Linked DNA regions of Mus musculus: all the other regions are linked to region 3. The links are chromatin loops, found by intact Hi-C in ENCODE. Cell type or tissue: left cerebral cortex. All regions are shown on one strand.

Region 1 (2,500 bases), 200 kb before region 3:
TTCTATAAAACTCTCCCACTTTTAACTTATCTTACACTTCCCCTACATCCATCTCTCAAATTTATGCTATTTTCTTTTGTAACTATTTGTTGTTATAAACACATGTACTCATGTGTGTGTGTGCTTTTGTGTGTCTGTCTTCTTCAGACCACATTTACTGTGGATCATGTGTTCAGAAATATAGGTAGTGTTGACCTGTTGAGCACAGGAAATCAGGAGACCCTGCAGAAAACGGGATCTCTCTCCCTTATAGCCATCAACGCTATAGTTAATCCTATAAACTACAGTAATGATCAGCCCAACAAGATACGCCAAGAAGGCAATACTAACACTAATATCTTAGGGATAGCTAACAGCTGTCTCATTAGACTTGAGACCTTCTCAGTTGGAGACAACTCATGCCTGTAACTGAAAACCTAGGCAAGAACCCATGGATAGAGAGATCACAGGCCTTAGAGAAGAAATACTATCACCATTTTGCTAAATTAACCCTGTATCCAACTGTTTCTAAATACCTATCTTAATTGCCACAGATCAGAGAAGCTCTGATTATCTGGTTATCAAACAAATGTCTTTTGGCCATGAATAGAGGCTCTTATAGAAATGCATAACTGATCAAAGGACAGACTTAGTGACTCTGAAGTATCAATCCCAACATGCGACATCTACAAAGGATCAGGGAACACTGCAGAAAAGAAAGATCATCAGAGTTACAGAACCCTGAGGATGCCTGTAAAATAAAATCTCTGAGCATGACAGTGGTACTGTGCATCTCTGAACTCTCGACAGCTTGGATATGAGCTTCCAACACACACACCATGAATGAAGGATGGGCTCACAGGACTTCACTTGAGGGTATAATTTTCATAAAACAAACAAGAAATGGGAAAACAAATGAGCAGAATGTTCACAGTCAGCAATTCAGAGTGAAAAGTGTCAAGTGCCCAGTTCGCTCCTCTCGCCCTTGGGTCTATATTCAACTTCTCAAGAAAGCAAGTTTCAATAAGGAGAGAGGTCTGCTGTGTTCGTGTCAAGTATCACCATATACAAAGTGAGAAGTGTGGTAATAAGGAAATAAGATAAAAAGCGATAGAATCTACATTAAAATATAGATGTATTTCTATGAAGACCAGGTCTTTAAAATATAACGATTATTTTCCTTTCCTTCAGTTTCAAAGTTCTGCTTGTCTTGATCAAGGCCAAACAATAACCATATCAGCCAGTAGATGGCAGCCCTATGATAGCAAATAATGTATTATCTAGGCAGGTTGTATCCTCCAAGATGAGATATTTTCATTTTTACCCAATTTCTCTTTTTGTAGTTAGATGAAAGAAAATACTTCATGAAAATTCAAATAACTAAATATAAACTTTTTAAATTTAAATTTCAAAGGAGCTAGCCAGGTGCTACGCACCGTAAGCTATGGAAACAACCAAATGTGTTTGGGTTGGCATGTTAGCTGATCCTCAGGAGAAAACGTTTCTGCTTTCATGTTTTATTATCATTGTGAAAAAAAACAAGAACAAAAACCAAATCAAGCTATAATAGTGGGTACTGTGTTTGGCAAACCATTCCTTGCCTTCATTCATCAAAACCTTGAAAGAAGATAATACAATACCAAGAATTATAAATAAATTAGAATTAAGCTTTAGGTATGATTAATAAATAATTACTTAAATGAGAGAAGCTATTCTATATTATATTAAAGAAAACAGCACTTAAAGAGAGTAAATACATTTTAAAAATACTTCTTAAAATTATAAATATTTGGTGTCATTAAAATGTCAAGTCAATATTTTGTAATTTCTAGAATGAAACAAATGACATCTAGGTTAATGTTATTTTCCTTATTTAAAAAAGGAAGTAGATTCATATGTGGAGTAAAATATCCTTTAGTGTTTCAACAGTAAGAGCTTAAATATCCAAGGCTTTAGATTTCTATGTCCTCTTAGACAAAGTTTTAACTTATGTCCAATCTATTTTGATGTTTTTGAATAAAAACAAGTAGATTTTTATGCCAAATGAATTTTAGTTGTTATAGAACTATATTTGAATGGTAAGTGATGTTATATTAATATTAGGTCGCTAACTCATTATACAAGAACAAAAGACGTGTTTTCAGGACATTTTGACAGGAGGATATAACTTATTATACTCAATTCTAATCACTACACATAGGTAGCACTGTGATGGATATAACTTTGCACTGGAATCAAGCTAAATGTCCAGCTCTAAATCTCCAGTTTGACCCTGAGAAAACTGTTTATTGTCTTAACGTACTGGTTACTTGTGGAAACCACGGGGTCTCCCTCTACTCTCTGTGCTACCATTTATATGGCTACTGTTCAATTCCTCCACAGATCCTTTCTCGATCGCTTGGTTCCACCTTGAGCCCCAGGCTTATAGCTAACATACCAATCATCTTGCTGTGTTTCAACTGGCTCTTTGTGTACTTGAGATTGTACTCTGAGATACCGATGAACACCTTAATGAATTAAC
Region 2 (2,500 bases), 210 kb before region 3:
ATACTGCCTTCCCACTTCTCCCTTGCGTTGTCTTATCAATGCAGTACTTTTTAAAACAAAGGTTGTTTAGGTTGAGTTTCACCGTATATGAGGCGGTGCTCCAGCCAAGAGAGGTCACTGGAGCCACAGACTTGGAGTCGCACAGGTGGTAACGAACTGTTGGGCGTGGGTGCTAGGAAGTAAATTGAGGTCTTCGCAAATGCAGCAAGTACTCTTAACTGCTAACCTATGTCTTCAACCCCTCAGTGCAGTGCTTTCATTCAAACACTCTCAATACTTTTTGAGACAGAAACCCTGTCTCAAAAAACCAACCAACCGACCAAACAAACAAACAAAGATGTTATGTATTTCTAGTTGAAGACTATAAGAGGACACAGAGCTGTGTGTGTAAGGAAGGGCTGTGGACCGTGGAAAAGTTGAGGGACGGGACACAAATATAATCAAAGCATGCTGTATGGAACTCTCAAAAGAACCAACGAAATGGTAAAACAATGTAAAACAATATAACAGAGGCCTGGCTATACAGAGGGAGGTGAGGGAGGTAAACTGAGGAAATAAAGCATAACGCCATGGTCGCGCCAGCCTCACCACGCACAGCCGCCCCACTCGGGTGTAGATCGTGTGGGCGTTGTTCTCCGCCTCCAGCGCCTTCTCAGTAAAGAAAAAGTACATTTTGTTGTCATCTCGGTCTTCGTTATCAGGAATCATATATGAACCTACAAATTTTGGTTCTTCAGAAAAAAACAAACATGAAAGTGTTAAAAAATTATACATGTAATGGTACAATGAAAAAGTCACCCCCCATAAATTATTTATCAACTGATTGTCAAAGTGTCATCCACTTGTGAGAAAATACAAACGTTCTTCAAATTTTCGATGATTATTGAAACATAGATCATTATTCTTGTTTATGTGCAAATCAATAGACATTTTAAAATGCAATTTAAATAGAAACCGTAAGAGTCAGGGTTTCAGAAAACATTATAGTGTATGTTGCAAACAAAATATATTTAGTGAAGAAAAGCAGAAAGCATTATTAAAACAATCTATGAATTTCTTCTCAATCTATATAAGGTAAATGGACATGTAAGCTCCATATTAAAAATTTAAAAGTAGCTTGTTATTTGTTTTTAATTTATACATAGCTTATCAATGAGCTCCATGGAAGATCATTTATTTTTAAAGTGAGAAATTTAAGATTTTGTCTTTATAGTCTACAGAACCTGAGTAGGTGGCTTTGATTGATATGATCCTGAGCATTTGAATGATAATATATATGCGTGCTGAAACTCAATCATGGACTTGTGGAAATTATGAATATGCCCAATATAACCTGGTACCTTCACTCCTAGATACACCAGTATGTGACAAAATATAAAATTCACATATATGTGAACGTAGATGTAACATTTATATGTTTATATATGTGTAAGTTTACACGTAAGCTTATATATGTGTGTGCATGTATGCATATGTATATATATATTTTACATTTCTGGAATCTGGTTAGGGGATGCAAGTGATACTCCTGAAGTTTTATCTCCAAAGTGCAGCATGATCCTATTAAAGCAGCAGGGGGCGCCATCAGGGTCGCATTGATGCCCATTAATGCGACAGGCAGAAGCTATTAAATGAGCCTCTACTTTTCATATATTCAGCTTGTTCTTTTTATTTAACTCTTGATATCTAAGCATTGCTATAAATAAACTTACTGCATATTAGGGTATTTTATATATAAAGTGATAAACAACATATGTATTTTGGACTCGAGAATATGATAGCTATAATGGCTATTTTGAGTTAACATTTTTTATTATCAAAATCACAGACTCAGTCATGGACCGTAGACTCGTTTTCCATTGTTTCTTCACTTCTACCTTTCAGGAGCCGCTCATCGTCATGCTCAGTGCGAATATGGCCTAACTTCCCCATGCTGCGGAAGATCGCCGAGTCTCTGCCCCAATAGTCACTGTAGAGTCCAGCAAACAGCTCATTCCCTGCAAAGGCGACCCAGAGGAAGACAAGTCAGTGTCCGTCCCCCAATCCGAGGCTGGGCAGAAGCCACTGTCAGGACAAACATGCCGGTTTAACACATATTCAACTTGAGGTTGTCAACAGTATCGCTCAGGGCAGGAATGAAACCACCACAGAGAGGCGCTGGCCTCTTCGCTGTGTATCCTGGGAGCCATTTCTTTCTGAACTGAAAACGCAGCACTCAGTGTTAAGAGAAAAGCGCTGGGGGACACTGGTGAATGCTGACACCTATTTGGTGACGCTGTCTCCGCTATTCTTATTTTGGCTAACTTTTTCAACCTCGATACCAACTGTTTTATTGTGATCGTTGTATGGGGATGACGTGTGATTCAGTTAATTCGAGTGCTTCTTATACCAAATCTGAGGATTTAATATGAGTTTACAAGGATTTTAATACGATAAGTACGAAGTCTGTCGAAGCAGTATCTACAATCATCCAATACGGTGAGTTTGTAGCTGAGTCAGA
Region 3 (2,500 bases):
TCATGCTTGCAGGCAATTCATCAGAAAGCCATCATCTCCCTTTGCTGTCTGTTACTGACGTCAGCAGATGTCACTAGTAAAGCCAGAGAATGGTATGGACACTTAGAGGCTAAATAAGGAATTAATTGATTTCTGGAGTCTCTATTAGTATGGTGGGATGTGTCTTCAGCTTTTCCTGTTGAGTACTGTATTCAGAAATACATAAACACTATTGAGAAGTGTCATAAACACTATTTATCTATGAACAACATGCAACCACATCTCAGGAACGTCATGATTAAAGCTATTAATAGACCATAGTATCCCAATAGCAATGGTATTGAGCCTTTTCAAAACTAGAGATAAAATTTCTTTATGGTAGCCATGGAATTTTGCCTTCAGTAATCCTTCTACTTGTGCTAGCCTGCTATGCCAAGGATCTCCAGTGCAGAGCATCTCAAGTGTCCCATCAACGCCGCAGCTGCTGCTCCCAACCGCTGAGGCTAAGCTTTACAGACCAAATCTGTTGATTCTTTTATTGGCCTGTCATTGACGCTGCCTTGTCTCACAAGATGTACAACTGTATTACCTATCTCTCCCATTCTGTCACTTTAAACGTAGAGGACAAATAGACACCTGAATTCTTCTCCACTGTATGCTTCTGTTGGTGGTAGACAGAAAGACAAGACACCAATTAGTACCACTCAGGGCCCAATCTACTCACCTGTTGACTGGTATCATTCTAATGTCCGAATTTAGATGAAAAATCAGAGCCGGACGGTGGTAGCGCATGCCTTTAATCCCAGCACTCGGGAGGCAGAGGCAGGTGGATTTCTGAGTTTGAGGACAGCCTGGTCTACAAAGTGAGTTCCAGGACAGCCAGGGCTATACAGAGAAACCCTGTCTTGGAAAAGAAAAGAAAAGAAAAGAAAAGAAAAGAAAAGAAAAGAAAAGAAAAGAAAAGGGAAGGGAAGGGAAGGGAAGGGAAGGGAAGGGAAGGGAAGGGAAGGGAAGGGAAGGGAAGGGAAGGGAAGGGAAGGGAAGGAAAAGTCAGTAAAGAAGCCTTTATTGAGTCTAACCATTCCAGGAGGAGAATGAGAAGGAGGAGGGAGAGGAGGAAAATGAGAACTAGGAAGAGGAGTGGGAAATTGGATAAAAAAAAAAAATCCTTTATAAAAATTTCAAATTCTTTGCTTATGACTTAAACTGTGTTTTCATCTTCTGTGAGGTATTTTATAATGTAAAACAAGTCTTTAATGGCTTTTAATCTAAGAACAATATTTACTTGTGCCCCCCACTTTGGCAAAATGAAATTACTATGGGTGTGACTCATTCTGAAAAGCCTTTAATTTTTAGACACAGGTTTTATTTCCGTTTCTGTATGGATCACAGAGAATTATTTTTAAATGACAGAGCTCCACATTTAAAAGCTACACAGCAACTTTGAAAGAATACAGTGTCTTCCATGCATGCTGTGGCATCTGTTTGTGGCCTTTCCCGCTTTGTCGCTGTCTCTGCTGAGAGGCTCCCAGAGCTTTGCCAACATCCTCAGTGCATGGCATTGAGTTCAATGTCACAGAGTAAAAGTAATGAGGACCGCTGCTGTGCTGTTTTCTACATACTAGCCACCACTTGAGGGACATTTGTGTGGAATCTGATTGTACTCTGAGAGCAGCCTTTTGCAAGGCTCTTACACATAACAAGGCTCTCATACATAGGGCAGGGATGCCAATAGCTTGTCTGTGGTGAAGCTCTCTATGAAAGAACAACTCCCATCTTAAACCTTGATTCCAGAGTCTCAATTCCAACCAGGATCCTCATTCTTCAGAGAATACGACTGAGGCAAAATGTCATCACAGTTCTTCCAAGTCCTCCCACTTCTGTGACTTACCCTTAAGACATGGTAATAACACTGCCACTGTGATGTTTTGAAACAAAAAGTTCTCTAGGTGCTTGCTAAGATCCTCACCAATCATCATCTAGGAGTGACATCACCAGCTATATCCTCCATCCCTGGCTGAGTCAGAAGGTAGAAAATTGACCATTTTAGGCAGGCGTGTTTTAACTAGTCATCTTGACTTAGCAATTACTGGAGATAAATATGGCAGAGAAAACTATTAAAGAATACATTCTAAAGTAACTAAGAAAATGAAAGTTTTATGAAGAATCATGAGGTAATAATGGTTATTGTGTTTTCATAAACATATCCATGTACTGTATGGACACACAGATATACATATGTGTCATTGAATTACAAGGAAAGACATCTCCAAAAAAGGGTTTAAAGATAATAAATCATGTATAAAGATTTACAGATATTTATGATATTTTATGGGGAAAATTTCAACAATTTCAAACAATGTTATTACTAAACTCGCTAACCAAAACACTTAAAAGTCTTTTGTCTGCTTAAAAATAGATGATGAAACCAATGATAAATGCCATAAACTATAGCAATGGGTATGTCTAACACTTTGTGTCTGTAATCTCATAAGTAGACTTTGAGATCAGTCATACTTTT

What was found. Hi-C counts contacts between places; a loop is a spot of excess contacts. Peaks named below come from ENCODE experiments on the same cell type or tissue, not always from the same donor. Only the 100,000 strongest peaks of a DNase experiment are listed, where the experiment ranks them.
Region 1: it touches region 3 in a loop (2.1-fold over the local background); 5 of 42 quality-filtered maps call a loop at or near these places.
Region 2: a loop joins it to region 3, with 2.6 times the contacts of the local background. A loop is called at or near these places in 5 of 42 quality-filtered maps.

What each region holds. Positions count from the first base shown.
Region 1 is chr5:14,217,613-14,220,112 of GRCm38, reverse strand. All of the region lies in intron 5 of Sema3e (sema domain, immunoglobulin domain (Ig), short basic domain, secreted, (semaphorin) 3E), which reads right to left. Among named protein-coding and RNA genes, the nearest start is that of Sema3e, 190 kb to the right of the region's middle. In left cerebral cortex, a CTCF peak has its summit at 1,216 (motif pointing right); a DNase peak (open chromatin) is centred at 1,230.
Region 2 is chr5:14,223,784-14,226,283 of GRCm38, reverse strand. It overlaps Sema3e (sema domain, immunoglobulin domain (Ig), short basic domain, secreted, (semaphorin) 3E), which reads right to left. Exons shown (of 17, transcript NM_011348.2): 6 at 1,878-1,997; 7 at 589-731. Among named protein-coding and RNA genes, the nearest start is that of Sema3e, 200 kb to the right of the region's middle. In left cerebral cortex, a CTCF peak has its summit at 1,547 (motif pointing right); no DNase peak of the experiment used is centred here.
Region 3 is chr5:14,018,571-14,021,070 of GRCm38, reverse strand. No RefSeq gene overlaps it. Among named protein-coding and RNA genes, the nearest start is that of Sema3e, 5.5 kb to the left of the region's middle. In left cerebral cortex, no CTCF peak of the experiment used is centred here; a DNase peak (open chromatin) is centred at 1,460.